2 separate regions of the Mus musculus genome follow, and region 2 is linked to region 1. A link is a loop called in an ENCODE intact Hi-C map of the cell type or tissue named here. Cell type or tissue: left cerebral cortex. All regions are shown on one strand. Each heading gives the region's core, and the rest is flanking DNA. Links, peaks and the distances in the headings are about the cores only.

Region 1 (8,344 bases), core at 92-8,091:
CGGTATTTACTTTTACTCCTCGAGGTTAATTTGAATTATATTTACAGAAAGATACTTTTTCTATATATGTTTAGAAACCCAGAACATGAGCATACTTCATTCAAGCTGCTGGGATCTGTATGGATGTAGGATGGATTAAGCCAATGCAAAAAGACTTCAAAGTTTGGAGTGAATTTGCATTGAGACATAAATTACCCAGGATAGTCAAAGCCATAAATTAGCTTCAGGACATAAATAGCTCTCTTGTGGCTCACAGAAGCACAACAATTCTCTTTATTCCATACATATCTATTATCATGTTTTCTCTAAGACTCTTCCTGGGCTCTATTTCTTTGCCCACACTGTGTTTTTATTTTTATATTCAAAATATGCTCACTGGTAGCTGCTACATGTCCAAAGTTAAAAAGTATTGTACTGCCTATATTAATATTAACCTCATTTCTTTTTTATGCCTAGCACACACATGGGGTGAGCAGGCACAAACTACTGGCACTATATAAGTGAACAGAAGTGTTTTTTAAAATTATGAATTAAATATAACAGTATAAAGAATTCTGTTCAGCTTCTTGATTGCATAATATATATAATATATTATAATAGAGATATAATGTGCACTATAGTACATAGAATACATACATGTATACATGGAATGTTTAGCAATTTTCATAAATATCTGCAAACAATGCTGAAATTAGAGACCAGCATTTTCTATCCAACAACAATAAAGAGAAATAATTTATCTAAAATATATTTCCTGTAGCTTAAGTCACTGAGAGTGTCACAAGAAGTGTTCAGAAAAAAAGAAAACCCTGAATTTTTTTGCAGTCTTAAAAACACAAAACACAAATTCTACCTCATAAACTCAACTTAGTGTCCTGAATAAATGTCATAGTGTCCCCAAAGAGTGATAGAGTTGAGCCTGGCAATGAATAACCACTACCAAGGAATGTCATAAATATTTGAAATAACTGTCCTTCACTGATTAAATGTCCACACACTTCTGCTTTGGTCTCCTCCCCTCCAACGGCTCTTCATTTCAGAGGAAAGATGCTGTTGCCGAACTGCCCCCATTTCAATCATTATAATAAAGTGACTCCCTGTTCTAAGTGTAAAGAAGGTAATTAAATCTTTCTACTGTGTACTAGTTTCTTACATGTAAGCTTAATAAATTTCATTTTAAAACGTCAATAAATACAGACCCATAAAGCAGTAATCTCATGACTAAATGCCTATTTTGTACCTTCATCCTCTCTAAAACACACACACACACACACACACACACACACACACACACACAATCTGTAATGCAGGCAGATGCACAGTCAATGCCAATGAAAATAACATACTTTTCTCATTAACATTGAAGCTACTGAATTGTTGCATTTATATTTCTTTAGTGATGTGGGTAAACAGTTGAATTGTGCTGTCTCAGTTTACTTGATGTGAAAATTAAAAAAAGCCGTGTGAACAATGAGTGTGAGTACACACTTTTTTACTGTAGGATGGATTTACTATGATGTAATCACACATTCTACAGAAGTGTGATATTAGTTGAGGGAGGGAGTCTTCATCCTGCTATGAGATTTACAAGGATCTCTTTAGAATCCTGATTTAACTGAAAGAAAAAGTCATAGGAAGTTGGAGATGTAAAATTTTACACTGTCTGAAAAAATTCAAAGACATTTAATAACAATTTAAAAAAACCAAAGGTATTGAAGGAGTTTAAAGCAAAAAATAAATAATCGCTTCTCTAGTAATATTTTCAACAATGCAACCGAGAACAAAAATTCTCCAAACCAAACCCCAGCCTAATATAAAAACGTAACTTCTTAAAATTATCCTTATAGTGCTTTTCAGCTACAAACAAAAGAATTCCATTATTTAATCCCACATACCTCACAAAAATCTTTGGCTGGAACTCAGTACATCTTTAAAATATATATCTTTAAAAATGTAAAAAAAAATCATAATTTACTTAAAGATTTGTTTTAATATTTATCTAGATATTTCAACCAGGTAGATTTTCAAAATCAACACATACCCAAAAGGGGAAATTATTTAGGAACCTAGACCCAACTGTTTCTCTCATGAAATACTCAGTCAGAACAAAAAAAACCCCAAAAATAGTGAAGCAGGAGGGAAAAATGAATAATAATCAGAAGAAGAAGAGGAAACTAGCAAAGGACAGCTTGAAAACCAGCAACAGCCTGCCAATTGCCACAGTGAATTTAAATAACCAATCACCATCAGTGTCTTTAACAGAAATAAAATCAGGCGCATCAGGAAATGTCATCGTACCTGCATGCACTTTAAATGACTACGGCACACGGCACACGCTGTAAAATCTTCAGAAATAAAGCACACTTCCTTTAACTGCTGCAAAACACGGCTGCAGAAGCCCAGGATACATTTTTTTTTTTCAGGCAACTGATCCAGCTTTCAGCCAGCCCCGTGACCTCTGAACTCCCTTCTGCCCCCTCCTCTTCTGCAGTCAAAGCCTGTGCTGCTCTCATTTGCATAAGGTTCAGGCAGTGCTCCAGCAGCCAAAGCGGAATGCTGGGTAAGGAATTGTGGAGCTGCAGTTCGCCCAGGGTACCTGCATCCTGGAGCACCCGGACCCGCAGTGGGGAGTGGGCATGCTTCACCAGGCTGTCAACATCGCACCCGCTATGTCCATTAACGGATAAAAGATTTTAGCGGTTGTTTCAGCCTTGCGTTACTTGTTTACGGCCTCCCCCACCATAAGAAGCTGTCTGCAGCGACTCTGGTAACCAAGGAAACCCAAATAGTCAAATACTTCATTTAAATACGTGAGGAAGGCCAATTTAAAATTGTCATTAACTTCTCTTGTTTTGGAGACATAGCTCTTTTTTTTTTTTTAAAGTGGAATATGTATCGTATGCGTAATCAGACATATGGGATGTTTTTGTTGTGGTGGTTTAAACAACAACTTACAGACATCCATTTACATTAGGCACTCTACACATTAGATGCAGTCATTTCAGTAGTCTTGAAAAATGTTAAATGTGCCCAAGTGCCTTAGAGATCATCATCTAAAATGGTACCCAAAAATTAATTGTAAAGATTTTACGTCCCAGGATGCCTTTAAAGGGTAGAGCAGTGAAAACGTAGAGCAAAGTTAGACTGCGTATTTAAATTCGAAGAGTCACCTCATAGAAATGCCTGTCTTTCTTTCCCAATGAATTTGAGCGGTGAGCTATTTATTATTTGTTATCTTGGCTTTGATTTCCTATCTCAGCAATCTATTTGCAATACAAACTTCTGTATTACTCATAAACTCAAGAGCTACTTATTTGCAGGTAAATATTACGTATGTATATATTTTATAAATATCCACAAAGACATATTTTCCTTTTCTGAAATATTGAACCAGTAGGAATTCTGATCATCATAGGGTTGACCCAGTCATTTTCTTAAAATTAAGCTAATTTCTTTTTCTTCATATGTTAATAACTAACATCTATAATATAAAAGGTTTTATAAATGTTTTCCATTTCTGGGAAGAATCATAATATGGAAAATAGAAGGCAAATAATTACTAGCATCTTAATAAAGTACAAAATACCTTTAAGTAACATTATTGACATTTTTCATTTAAATTTTTTTATTGAAAAATATTAGACATTTTACCTAAATACCCTTACAGGATAGTGAAAAATATCGGTAAAGTCTGAATCAAGTATCTTCTATAAGAAATACAAACTAAGGTAATATAGAATTTTTTCATACAAAAAAGTGAAGCTTTTTTTATACCTGCAATTTATTAGTCACTTGGCTTTATGTATTTCCGCATACACCAAATATTAGCTATTACTAAATTAAAATTTTCCGACCTATACATTTTTAAATAGATAAACAACTTTTCAGTTTAAAATAATAATATCAGCATTTCTGTTTATTTGACTCCATCAAAAATTGAATCTTGCTGGGTCACTTCAAGTGCACCTTTCCTATTTCCATTTGAAATACCTTTCAAAGTTTTTGTTTAAGGCAAAAACACCCATCAGCCCAACCTAATTTAAATGCAATCAAATACCAGGAAGTGTTGGGGGGGATTTATAAAAAAATCACCGACCTGTTCAAACAGCTGTAGTCGAGTCCTGGCAGTCTTTATTCATTAGAATCCAAAATAAATTGATTATCATTTTACAGTATGTGTCAGCATCACGGAAGGCATCGTTCTTCCTGGTTCAGTGGAATCTTCTTACATTTCCCGGCCCCGTGTTTTATTGCTGGTACCATATGCTTTATTGTTCCGAGACAAGAGCTTCCCTCGCACAAAGACTCATTACCTACTGCTTGCTGCACGGCATCAGCCTCAGCCAGGCTGCCTATATGTGATCACATGGAGCTCTGTCTGAGCAAGCCAGCCTTGCTTCTGACTTCACTGTGTCTATGGATATTTTTATCAGCTGACTCTACGAGAAGGAAGAAAACAGCAGATAAGGGACTTGCCCTAAGACATTAATGAAGCGCGATTAGGGAAATCCCCATACTAGATTTTATTATTGAAAATGATTCGACAGCCATTTAAAAGGGGAGAACTAGATTTTATTTTAAATAAGAGTTTATATATATATATATAAAAAACCACTACCACCAACAACAAAAAACTTGCTCAAGCCATTTCCTACCTTGTGTTTCTGAAAGTACTATTTATAAATACCATCCAATCTAATGAACCAATTGACCACACATTTTTAACCTTTCAATTGCAACTATTTCTTTTCTTGGTTCCCCCAACCCCCACTAAAAGGCCAGAGGCTGATTCCCTCAAAATTTCTTCCAGTAAAATTCCCATCACTAAAAGATACAACATGTGAATACAAATAGAGACCAATTGTTTTTGATTCGGAGGATGAGAGGCTTAGACTCTCTTTACTGAAGTACATAAATGAGGTAGGTGATTAATTTATCTCCTCAAAAGGCAACACATTCCTAGAACAGCTGACTACAATGAACAACAAAGATCCCAAGTTAAAGAACAGATGGCTCTTACTAATTCTTAAAACCGCAGTAACTTATTTTAGACAGCTTACCTCAGTGGGGCATATGGTTTACCTCATCTGATTTTAATGCTAACAAGTCCTTCCAGAGATGATTTCTCGACATTTATGGGAACCTTTGGCAGCTTTGATACTGTTTCAATACACATATACTATGTATGTCTGAGTACATCCACACCAGCTTTCCATAACTAAAGTCTCAAAACTTGAAAATCAATTACAGATCTTCAGACAAACAAACAGACAGACAGACAGACATACAAAACCTACATGGCTGATGGAATTTGATTTAAAATTCCATATATTTTATGGACTATTTGGTTGATAGGCTGCCTGACTTGAATTGGTATTTGAAAGCTTTTGACTCAAAAACATCAATAATTATCCGGTGGCAAATACATGAAAATTCCACTAAGATCATGGAAGGAAAAACCAAAAGCATCATAAAATGATGAGAAAAATGTATTTCCTACACCATTAGATTGATATACAGTGTATTCTAATGGCCCTTGTAAACATGTCAGTACTTAGAAAGAATGAAGGTACATACACTCATGTGCCTATTGATGTGCACACATGTCAACCTACAATCAATAAACTCTTATTTTCTAAAAGGAAAACGATACAACGTAAACATTTTTCTCAGCTGAACTTTAAAAATGCAGAGTAACTCGGTGTGACTAAAAAAAAAAAATAAGTTCTGAAGTGAAATGATTTTTCACGGTTTTTCATATTATTTGCAGGGTTAGTATTGATCTGGAACATTTCATGTCTTGTGTAGTAAGTTTTTCTTAGCATGAAAGGGATACTGGGATATACTTCCAGTGCCACCATTTTCAAGTGTTTGCTCCAGAACACCCATGTTCATCTTCTGTTCTACAATATAGAGACGCAGAACCTTGGGCCATAAGTGAAAATGCAAAGAAAAAGTTCCTGTGGAATCATCATCCTCTGGCTTCCTAAAGGTGCCTGTGTTTTGGTGACTACCTTTGATGACGTCAGCATGCTAATGCACAAGGAAGTAAACAAAGGGCAGCCATTTTTTTCTTGTATTATATCACTTCAAAAGAGGGAGATAAAATGGCTGCCAAGTAGAGGAAAAGACCCTGGTTTTTTTTTTTTTTTTTAATTGTTATTTCAGAGTTCTTTGGGTGCTTCTGTGGGTCAGATCATGGGAGAGAGGAGGAAAAAAAAATCCATATATGTGTGATTTTCTGTCTAGTTATGAATATAAGGATATAAGAAATAATTTGATATAAGACCTGAAGATACATGAAAACAATATAAAAATAGCTAAAACAAGTGTCTAGGAAAATGAGGAATATCTGATAGGAAGACTTTTCACACAATCTATTAAATGTAAACAACCTGAAATTTTCATTTATGTGGAGAAGAGAAAACTAAAGGTAGATGCCAGAGGCAGAGAGATCTTGAAACAGGAAGACTGGATCACGAAGTAGTAATAGTCCTCTTACTTCTTCCTTAAATGACCATGGTAAGTTATTGTTAAAAGTGATACCCTAATTTCCAATTCTGTAATGGGGAACAAATACCTTCTAGTTAGCAAGTCATGGAATACATAGAAATTCTTCTACATTTCAACTCCACAAATTAGATTTAACCAAGCATTAGCCATTGATATTAATAATAAAGAGCCATAGGTTATAAAATCATAATAACTACTTACAATCATTTTAATAAATTATTTTATAACAAAAGCAAGTAGGGCTTTGGGAGAAAACGATTGTCTTTATATAACACATTTTTAAAAATGGAAGACATTTAAGAAATAATTCAAAATCTCAGGAACTTGCCTTGTGATTAAAACAAATGAGAAAATAGACACTTCACCACGACCAACATTCTGGAATTCTGTGTCTGCAACATGGCAAGAGACGCTACAGCAGCGAGTCTCACATTACACAATAAACAACGGTGTTTCTGCTTCTGCAACACTTTCATCAGCCAAGAGTGCCTCAGATTTGTAACTGACAGAGGAAGACGAGATCACAGCTTAAAACAGTGAACTGTGTCCAAGATTAAAGGGTGCTGTAGTTTTATGATATTGAAAGTTGTAAACAAAGATAGTTCATCTCTTACTATTGATTCTGACTACCTTAGCTTTCCTCTGAAGGCAAATTGACATCATAGAATCACTTGGCTTCATCCTTTTTCCTTCAAAATAGGCAAGGATTATTAAAAGGAATCTAAGATGTTTGCTGTTAGTAACACAGACATAGACTATTGCTAGAAGGATGATCTACTGAACAGGAAGACGCACTGTCCTGAGCGCCTATGTTTCAAGGCTGTCTGTCTATCTGCCCTTTACCCCAGCACCTCCTGGTGAGGTCGCCCTTGATAAGGCTGCCCATCATTTCCTTCCACTCTATTAGGGAAGTGAGTAACTTTGCCATGTCAGCTTAAAAATCCTGGAGCAAGGCAGTCCAATTCAACAAACATTTATTGGGAAGCTCCCATGCCTCAAGCTCTGAGACAGTTGCTAGGGATATAAAAGTGAAATATTAACTACTTGCTTGAAGATTGGAATCTCTTTACCTTAAAAAAAACAAACAAACAAGTAAATAAAAAAATAAGAAAATAAGAAAACTGCTGCCTGAGAACGTGATTGAGTGGGGGTGACACAGGAGAATTGCTTTAATTTTAAAATCTTATCATCCCAAATCTATACTTCACGTAAAATCAGTATAATGTCTTTATGCTGAAATTGTCTGCTAAAAAAATGATGTAATATAATTGAGCAGCATGAGACTATTTTGTTTGTTTTCTTGTTTTGTTTTGTTTCGAGACAGGGTTTCCTCTGTGTAGTTCTGGCTGTCCTGGAACTCACTCTGTAGACCAGGCTGGCCTTGAACTCAGAAATCCACCTGCCTCTGCCTCCCAAGTGCTGGGATTAAAGGCGTGCACCACCAACGCCCGGCTAGCTACTATTGCTGGTGTATCTGTGAGGCTGTGAGGTCCGCAAAGAATGAGAGGTAGGGTCAACGTCATAGGTAAAGGAGACAGTTTAGCCGTTGACTAGTTCGATGAAGTACTGCCCACCCACAAAGTATTGGAAAACATGGGTAGCAACAGCGAGCTTGACCTGAAAGTGGTGACTGGGCAGAAAAGAATCTAGTGGACAAAAAGATGGAATACTTAAAGCCTGGTGCGATAAACTGGCCTTTAATCTTGTTTATGTCTTAGAAAGCTAATCGTCCAATGGCTCAGCTACCGGTCCCATCCAGACCAGGGAACGTTAATTAAGATAGCTTTATCATGCTCAGTAATTTTGCATGTATTTTGATTTGTGCTGCCCT
Region 2 (8,344 bases), core at 232-8,231, 90 kb before region 1:
TCAATAGCATGACAAACCCAAAGTCCTTTTAATGGTAGTAAAAATTAGCGTTGATTTATTTAGTCTTGAGGTGGTTTAGAGAAGAAACAACTCCACAAGCGAACGTACTTTCCCCACATGGAGTTTAAGTAGCGGCTTCCCACCAGAGGACTCTGAAGCACATTCAAGCCTCGTCAGATCAAATAGTATTCTGTAAGGAACTGAAATCCGAAAGTTATTCAAATGCCCACATCAAGGAGGCATAAAAAACTTAGAAGACGCCGTTACTACGAAGTAGGGGTGTGTCTGCGTTTTTAAATAGCCATAAAGTATGAGAAATGATGCCACAATACAATGTCAAAACTGGAAAACAGATTCAGCAGAATAACTGCATGGGGGAAACCGTAACACTCGTTCTATAGCTGCTTAAGCTGATGGGAAAGAAGTTGCTCCAAGTCCTCTGAGGTGAGGCTCGAAGCAGGCGGGCGGGGAGTGTCTCCTTTCTATTCGTTCTCTTTACTAAGGAAGAGAAGGTGAGGTGGCTGCCTTCGCAATGCATTCTGGGATGTGCTGCTGACTACCCCAGGCAAGACAGACTTTTTTTTTAAAAAAAGCTCCAGAAAACGAAGCCTAATGAGTCAGTGAGCCCAGGCCTGCCTTGAATCAGCTAGCCATTAAGTGGCATTACACATTTTTGCATTTGTAGAGGGTGATGGGGTGCTGAGGCTCTGCCCCCACCCCCAGCCTTCTCGCTGTAAGGATTGAGTTAGGTCCTAGAGCGGTGAAGGAAAACAAGAAACAAGTCATTTTCCTTCATGTCATTGGAAGAATCCTCTCTCTCTATTGTATGAACCTTAGTTACTTTTTTTTAATAATTAAAAAAAAAATATTTCAAAGCCTTCTGAGACCCCATCCCACACGAGGTACCGTGAAGGGGCACTAAAGTGCATTCTGAAGGAGGGAGTTGAGTTTAAAGGTGCTGTCCAAGCTAAGAAACAAGATGACACTGTTTAACAAAGGAAAGGCAATTCCGTCTATCTCAGCTGAGGGAGAGCGGAGGACTAGACCCTCGCCAGAGGATTGTCCTAACTCTTAACGTGAGAGAAAACTGCATAAGGACCTGCACGTATAGACTCATTTGTCCCAAATAGCAAAAATAGGCCTATTTCATCCTTAAGAAAGTATTTGCAAATCTGCTGAGTCATGATCGTAAAAATGTGGGTGGATTCCAGATGCAATCGTCTGGGCATGCTCTGTGGTGCTAGCTAACACGTCTTCAGCTTCAATGAACATGCTGTTCATTTTCTTCAAAGCATGACTTCTAAACTACCATAAATAAAATACACAAGAAACGATTCAATCTTTTTTTTTCTTACAATAATTACTTTTACATTAAAAAGTCACCATCATCTTCAGATATATCGAAAAATTAGGACTCTAAATCTGCTTGTTTTCTAGTCTTAGTTAACAATCTTGCACAGGCCCGATAATCTAAAACTTGGAGCTATGATCTGCATAGCTTGGCAGGTTTCACACAGTTTGACAGGTAGGCAACTGTAAGATATGCATTTTTTTTAAATTTAGCATTTTTCTATCAAAACAGTTCAAAATCGTTTAAAATCCCCATAGCGACTGTATTTGTGCCACGCCACAGTTGGGAAGCTAGAAAGGAAGGAAGGAAATACTGTCTGGAAGATTAATCACAGTCCACATAACTCTTGGCCTTCAGGTTTAAACAACGATGAGCCCAGCAAAGGCAATACAGTGCCTTAAATAGAAGACTTGGTCCTGTAATAGAATAATTTAAGCAACTAAACGGGGACCGTTTCCACCACGGGGGACTGAATGCACTCTTCATGCAATCTGCTCTTTTCTGCAAGGCTCAAAGGATTTTCTGCAGGATGCTCTGAAATGTGGCTGTCGCCATTCAATGTGGAAACAAACCCTTCCTGGGCAGGGCCTTTCAAGTATGAGTGAAACTCCACTTGGGGAAGATTGGACCTGTGTTCAGGATACAAGGGGTTACAGGGCACCCCACTATCGTTTTCAGAGGTGGGGCAGCAAACGATGACAGACGGATTGGCAGCTGGGTAGTGGGAGGCTCCATAGGCCTCTTCTGCTTGCCTGGCGTAGTCAACAAACCTCTCTGGGGTCATGGCGTAAGGCACCAGCGAAAGGGCACCGTTTTTGACAGTATCTCTTTCAGAATAGTTGTCAGAGAGCTGGCTAGGAGTTCCTGGGATGTGACTATCTATTTGGTAGTAGAGAGTTGAAGAGCTAGCGTAAAATGAAGCATTTTTTGTGTGGCTTTCATGAACTGCGGTGCCATCAGAGTAACAAAGGACAGACGGAAGGGGGACGACCTCCGTATGGGCTCCGAGCCCTTCTACAAAGCCATCTCCCTTGTCGTCGTCGTCATCTTCCTCCTCCTCTTCCTCTTCTTCTTCCTCCTCCTCCTCTTCCTCATCCGATTCACTGGGAGCCAGGCTTTGGGTGCTAGAATCAGTGGCTCCACTGCAGAAACTGCTTCCGTCCTCCTCCTCTTCCTCCTCATCTCCTTGGCAGTCCAGTTCCTCCTGTAGGTGCAGCACAGCAGCCTGGGGTTCGGTTTCAATCTCGAAATTGTCTGCGATGGAATATTCTACAGAGTGAGCGACAGGGCCCATGGAAGGACCATGGGCGCTTATCTCCCCGTGGCAGCCATTCAGCGTGGGGGTTTGTTGCTCTCGGTTCTTCTCCAGTTCAAGTTTCATTATTGTGTGCAAAAAATGAGTCCGGACACGGATAGGATTGAATTCAATTCTACCTGCTGTGTTACTACAGCCTTCTTTAGTGCAGCCACATGGGAAAGACATACGATCCACCTTGGAAGGAAGAACACAGATTAGCAGCAAGGAACTATTACAGAGCAAACACAATCAAGGACTTTGTAACAACTCCTGAATGAAGTCACAGCACTCAGGTTCTACTCCGGTCTCAGCAAACGGCAAATACGCTGCAAGTAAAAGGAGCCAGGGAAGTGAGGACTTAAGTTGTGGCAGTGAACCGTTTCTAAATTTATGTTCAAAACAGTGGTGGCTGGAGGATAATTGAGATTTTAAATTTGATTGAACCCCTAGGGCTTTCGAATTTCTCCACTCTCTACTTCCCTTCCCTGTTTGCATTTGATTTTGTTCCCATCTTGCAACCTGGGTTCCCTTCTGGTTCATCTGGTTCATTCCAACTCACTCACCTGCTTCTAGGTCACAGGCAGACTGCCCCCCCCCCCCAGGGGACCCGTAGCCTAACTTCTATGACATCATCACATGTACTTCTATGACATCATCACATGCTCCTCAGTTCTTCCCTTTTATCAGATGACCTTCACTGCTCAGGATGTCTGAGGTGACACTACTTAGGGTCACCCAGTGCATACTATTATCTTGACGCTGTGTCTTCTCAGTGGACCCTTGATTTGTGGATGCAGGTTGTTTGACCTGCTTCCCTCTCGAGAAGAGAAGCCCATTCCAAATGGACCTCTCCTGTGCCAAAGAATGTAACTTCAGGGAATCAGGAGACCTGCAAGCTGAAGACCAGCCCAGACAACTTAGTAAAACCCTTTTTCAAAATAGTATGTTTTAAAAAAACGTTAACTCAGTGGGGGTAGAGTATTTGCCCATTATGTCCGTGAGGCTCCAGACTCAGAAAAGAAAGGAGAGAGTGGATGGAGTGGGAAAATGCTCTCATTCATCAGTTGCTGGGAAGGGAACTGCCCTTGGCTTTCAGGGGCCTTTCTCTTTTGAAGCGAATTAAGCGAATTTCTCCTTTTAAATGAATAGAACTATTTCTACATAAAGTAAGAGCAGGTAACCATTCACAAGGCTCCCCTAAACTTCAGATGGATAGGACCAGAAAGTCACCTTGTCAAAGAATTGATAAACTATTGCTTTTCTCTTTAATTCATTTTAAAGTCATAGTCTTAAAAGCATAGCCATCCTGGTGAGGCAGGGAAGGCTATTCCCGCTATTTTTCATATAAACTTAAAATTCAGCTTCTGAGAAACGAGACAGACTTCCCGCCATTTATGAGGCTATTCTCAAATTGTAAAAAAGGTTTCTCCTTGCTGCTGCTTCATTCTCCTCAAGCCAATCTTGCTGCCACAATCAGATAGATGCCCCTTTCTTGTTAAGGAAACTATAGCAGCCCCAAGTAAGTGCTGCAAATTGTAAGTACATTTTATGTTTCATTGAAAAGGGGTAGGAGAATATTTGGGAGTCTGCAACCATGTCATCTCAGGACTGTGAAGCCCATCACAGGCAACAGGCAAGTGCCTGCACCCCTGGAAAACCTTGTTTACAGATATGTGTCAAGTTAGATTCTGCTGTCTGTCTGACAGCATCTCAACCTGCTCACTGTAGAAATGACAGAGCCCAAAGTGTTTACCTGACATGCCTATTTCAGACAAGGTCAGAGTACAACTTGCTCTTTTGGTTTTTATTTTATTTTTAAAGATTTATTTATTTTATGTGACTGAGTACACTGTACCTGTCTTTGGACATACACCAGAAGAGGGCATCAGATCCCATTACAAAAGGTTGTGAGCCACCATGTGGTTGCTGGGAATTGAACTCAGGACCTCTGGAAGAGCAGTCAAGTGCTCTTAACTGCTGAGCCATCTCTCCAGCTCCACAACTTGCTTTTTTTTAAAGATCTGTCTGGCTAGGGACTTCTCCAGCAAGTCTATACCACTGGTGATAGATTGTCACTTACACCCCATGGATGAACCAGAAAATATGAACCGAAATGGAGCATACGGTGTCCTCTCTAAGACTGCGTGTAAAAAAGCTAAAATAAACTGGTGCAATGACCGAATCTGGGAGGAAACACCTTCAATAAACTCAGCTGCAGTTTGAATTGCCATTCACAGTATACACAGTATAAGCATTTTATGAATGCCTTTGAATTGGGGCATTTCTTTCCCCTTGAATTATGTATCTTTCCTTGCCAGTATTTTTTTTTTCCTTCAGGTAAAAAAATATCTTATTATACACAGCATGAGTGCTTCTTTCTGGGGTGGCACGCAACAGTCTTTTCAGATGCCCAAGCTCCCAATCCTTACCTGACACTTAATGCCTGCCAGGCTGCAGGTACAGGTTTCTGGATCACAGAACACTCTGCAGTCACAGCCACAGTCCTCCCGAGAAAGGCGGATGGCCCGCAGTTCGTGCTTCTCGTCAACGTCGATCTTCTTCACCCCCGAGGCGCGCAGCAGAGCTCTCCGCTTTTTTGTGGGCAGGGGTTGTAGGAAGAAGTATTCGTCCACTTCGGTGTTGTCCAGATCAATATCGTCATCGGAAATGTCATCCACGGTCAGGGTGCTAGCTTCCTCAGACTCTACAGTGCCATTCTTAGTCATCTAGGAACACAAGGAAGCAAACAGGGATGTCATTTGGGCAGAGTCCAAAATCCCCACTTCAGCATTGCTGAGGATGAGCTGTCACGCATCGAGTCCCCGGGACGGCAGAAGTCAGAGGAAGGAGAAACAATGGTGTCGATGTAGATGGCTTTTTAAATGCTCTGGCCACAGAAGATGCTTACATGCATCCCTTAACCTCTCAACGTCGGTAACTACAGATACAGCCGGGGCGACCCACAGGATAACCAGACCAAAGGTTACAGACACCCAAAAGCTGTCTTTACACTCAGCTCACAGTGACATCTCTGATGTCAGAGGCAATGTGCCCTGGATCAGAGGTGACTGAATCTCAGTGGGAGCCATGACCACCTTACTCAGCAAACATCACGTCCTTGAAATAATATGTGTGTCTTTCAGGCCCCTGAAAAGCACACCTACGGGACTTAAAGCCGAACTGTGCTGCTGGGATGGTAAGCACAGTTCTTCTTACCCGGAACAATGCAAGGAGGAGGGCATGATAGAAGCAATCGGTCAGGTCAGCATGCTCTCAGTGAGACAAGGACATAGATTAATGCTGGCAAGGACTCATCAACCCACGGCGGAGACAAACTGTATTCTCAAAGGAGTGCATGCAGACCTCAGTGCAAAGGCTTGCTTTCTGTGTAACAGCTCATGGGGACACTCGCTCCTTGCCTACTCGTGATGGCTGGGCCTATATATATTTCCTTTCCATATTAATCTCATCCATCAGTAAGCCCTAAATGTAGATTTCACTTGTTATAAGTATAAAAACACCTATTGTTTCCTTCATACAAACCATCTTGAGTTTTCCCTGAACATGAGCAAAATATTTTTGTGAGGAGCAGCTTAGTAATAAAGGCAAAACACTTCATAAGAAGTAAATCAAGGATGTTCTAAATATAGAAGGCAGTTTAATTATTTAATTTATTACCCTCTAAATTTCATTAATTATGGCTATTACTGTGCTTGGTGAACTTGACAATTCATCCATTAAGTAGTGAAAATACTCTAGAGATCAGATATCCTTTCATCTTTGTAGGAAAGAGTCCATATTTAGATAGAAATATTTACTATTTAGATTGTCCAACTCTGAATGTCCTGCAGAGAAAAAATAAAATTAGACTTTTACTTTCACGTAGGGAAATTTCCACAGAAGAAAGAACCAGGAATAAGTGCATACTAAGATATAATGCGACGAGGCCCTGTGATATATTTTCTAAAGCTACTTAGTTATGTTTTGTGACTATTTTAGAACTTGAGCCTGTTATCTCAGAAAATATTTATTATTAGACATTGTTTCTTAGTATAATAATTCTATATTTCCCCGTTGGCATTTGCATGAAATTGTACATATGAGGATATGTATGTGTACATATGCATGTATGTACACGTGTGTGTGAGGGGTTGATGCTGGGTTATCTTAGTCTACCATTCTTTGTCTTAGTTTTTTTTTGGGGGGGGGGTCTCTCTCTGAACCTGGAGTTTCCTGTTCAGGTATACTGACTGATTAACATGCCCCCAGGATTTGTCTGTCTCAAATTCCCCTGTCTCTACTTGCTATACTCAGCTCTTTTTGTGGGAGATGGATTTAAACTCAAGTCCTTACACACAAGTACTTTCCGACTGGGCCTTCTGACCAACCTGGCATCCTTTATATATGTACTGCTTAAACGGGGATGTCCAATATCAGGAAGTTACTTTGGTTGTGGTTAGCATTTCTACTGATTCTCTCTTACTAACACTCCACATGTTTCCAGCTATAAGGATTTGATTTTCTAAGACATTCAAATGCAAAACCATCTAGCATCCTAGATTCTCACTGACTGAAGCTTCTTGACAATCACTTCCCTCAGTAGCACCAAGGTCTCTTTAGCTAATCCCTGGCTGGTCTATGTGATTTGCAGCAAGCGTCTTACTCTAGTACGTGGAGATGTTCATTCCAGTACATTCTTCTCATGCTATTTATATGACATTACATTTCACTACACACTATACTCTAATGATGTCACTTTCATACACTGTCACAACAAAATCTATAGCTTAGATGACAAGTCACAGATTTCTCCCCCAAAAGAGGAGGAAGCAGCTATCATAAGAAAATCAAAAATCTTAAAGCAAGATGAAGTGAGGCCAAGGTTGGGAGCATGGGCCTGAAATTGCAGCACTCAACAGCTGAAAGACAAAGACGGTGAATTTGAAGTCAGCCTGGGTAATGCTGTGAAACAGTTTTTACCACAAAGGAATAAGAAGTGAGATTTTAGCAAGCATTTACAACTATAGTAAAGTTGTTAGGGTAACATAATCAATTGGCACCTAACAATTAAGAAAATATTTAAATATTGGTACGTCTGACTTTAGATTAAGTATATTCTGGTTATAAATGTTAGAAATAAATTCCAGATCTTGTATAATTCATATTCCTCCATTACAAATAATTTCATTTCAAAATAAAAGACTAAGAATCAAAATTCCTTCTCACATAGCTATAACCTGTTTCCACGCTTGTTCAAGAGCTGTATTTTTTTTTCCCCAAATCACATACATCATGCAGGTGATCTTATGAGGTTTACCACCCTCTCCCCCTGCCCCTTCTCCCTATTGAGGATCATATCTAATGAAGACTGGGGACAATGTAGTTGAGCTTGGTCAATCGCTGGCCCAGTTTCTGGTTTCTATGTTGTTTCTATCTGTAGCTTTCCCCCCTCATTTCTATGATGTAGTAACTCACAAAAAGGACCGTGAAAGAAGACGGGCTTACTGTTTGAGAGGACGCAGTCCACCATGGCAGGAACACAGGAGCAGGAATATGAGACAGCCTTTCATTGCTGAGAAGACCAGAAAAGGGAGAGCAGATACCTCGCTTCCTCTCTGTCCTTTCTATTAATCCCAGGAGACAGTGCCACCTACATTTAGAGCAGGACTTCTATGCTCAGTTAAACCTCTCTGGAA

Evidence for each region. A loop is a pair of places that touch in the nucleus more often than their neighbours do. Peaks named below come from ENCODE experiments on the same cell type or tissue, not always from the same donor. Only the 100,000 strongest peaks of a DNase experiment are listed, where the experiment ranks them.
Region 2: a loop joins it to region 1, with 2.4 times the contacts of the local background. A loop is called at or near these places in 3 of 42 quality-filtered maps.

The regions. Positions count from the first base shown.
Region 1 is chr2:65,926,143-65,934,486 of GRCm38, reverse strand. The region is part of intron 3 of Csrnp3 (cysteine-serine-rich nuclear protein 3); the gene reads right to left. Gm52514 (a long non-coding RNA gene) reads left to right here and starts at 5,934. Exons shown (of 3, transcript XR_003953842.1): 1 at 5,934-8,344. In left cerebral cortex, for the core only: no CTCF peak of the experiment used is centred there; DNase peaks (open chromatin) are centred at 3,081, 4,328, 5,023, 6,967 and 1 more place; H3K4me3 peaks cover 4,482 bases; H3K27ac peaks cover 5,305 bases.
Region 2 is chr2:66,016,470-66,024,813 of GRCm38, reverse strand. Csrnp3 (cysteine-serine-rich nuclear protein 3) reads right to left here. Exons shown (of 7, transcript NM_153409.5): 6 at 5,078-5,374; 7 at 1-2,843. The coding sequence ends at 1,791. Among named protein-coding and RNA genes, the nearest start is that of Gm52514, 92 kb to the right of the region's middle. In left cerebral cortex, for the core only: a CTCF peak has its summit at 4,522 (motif pointing right); DNase peaks (open chromatin) are centred at 1,198, 1,735, 2,650 and 5,368; H3K27ac peaks cover 2,096 bases.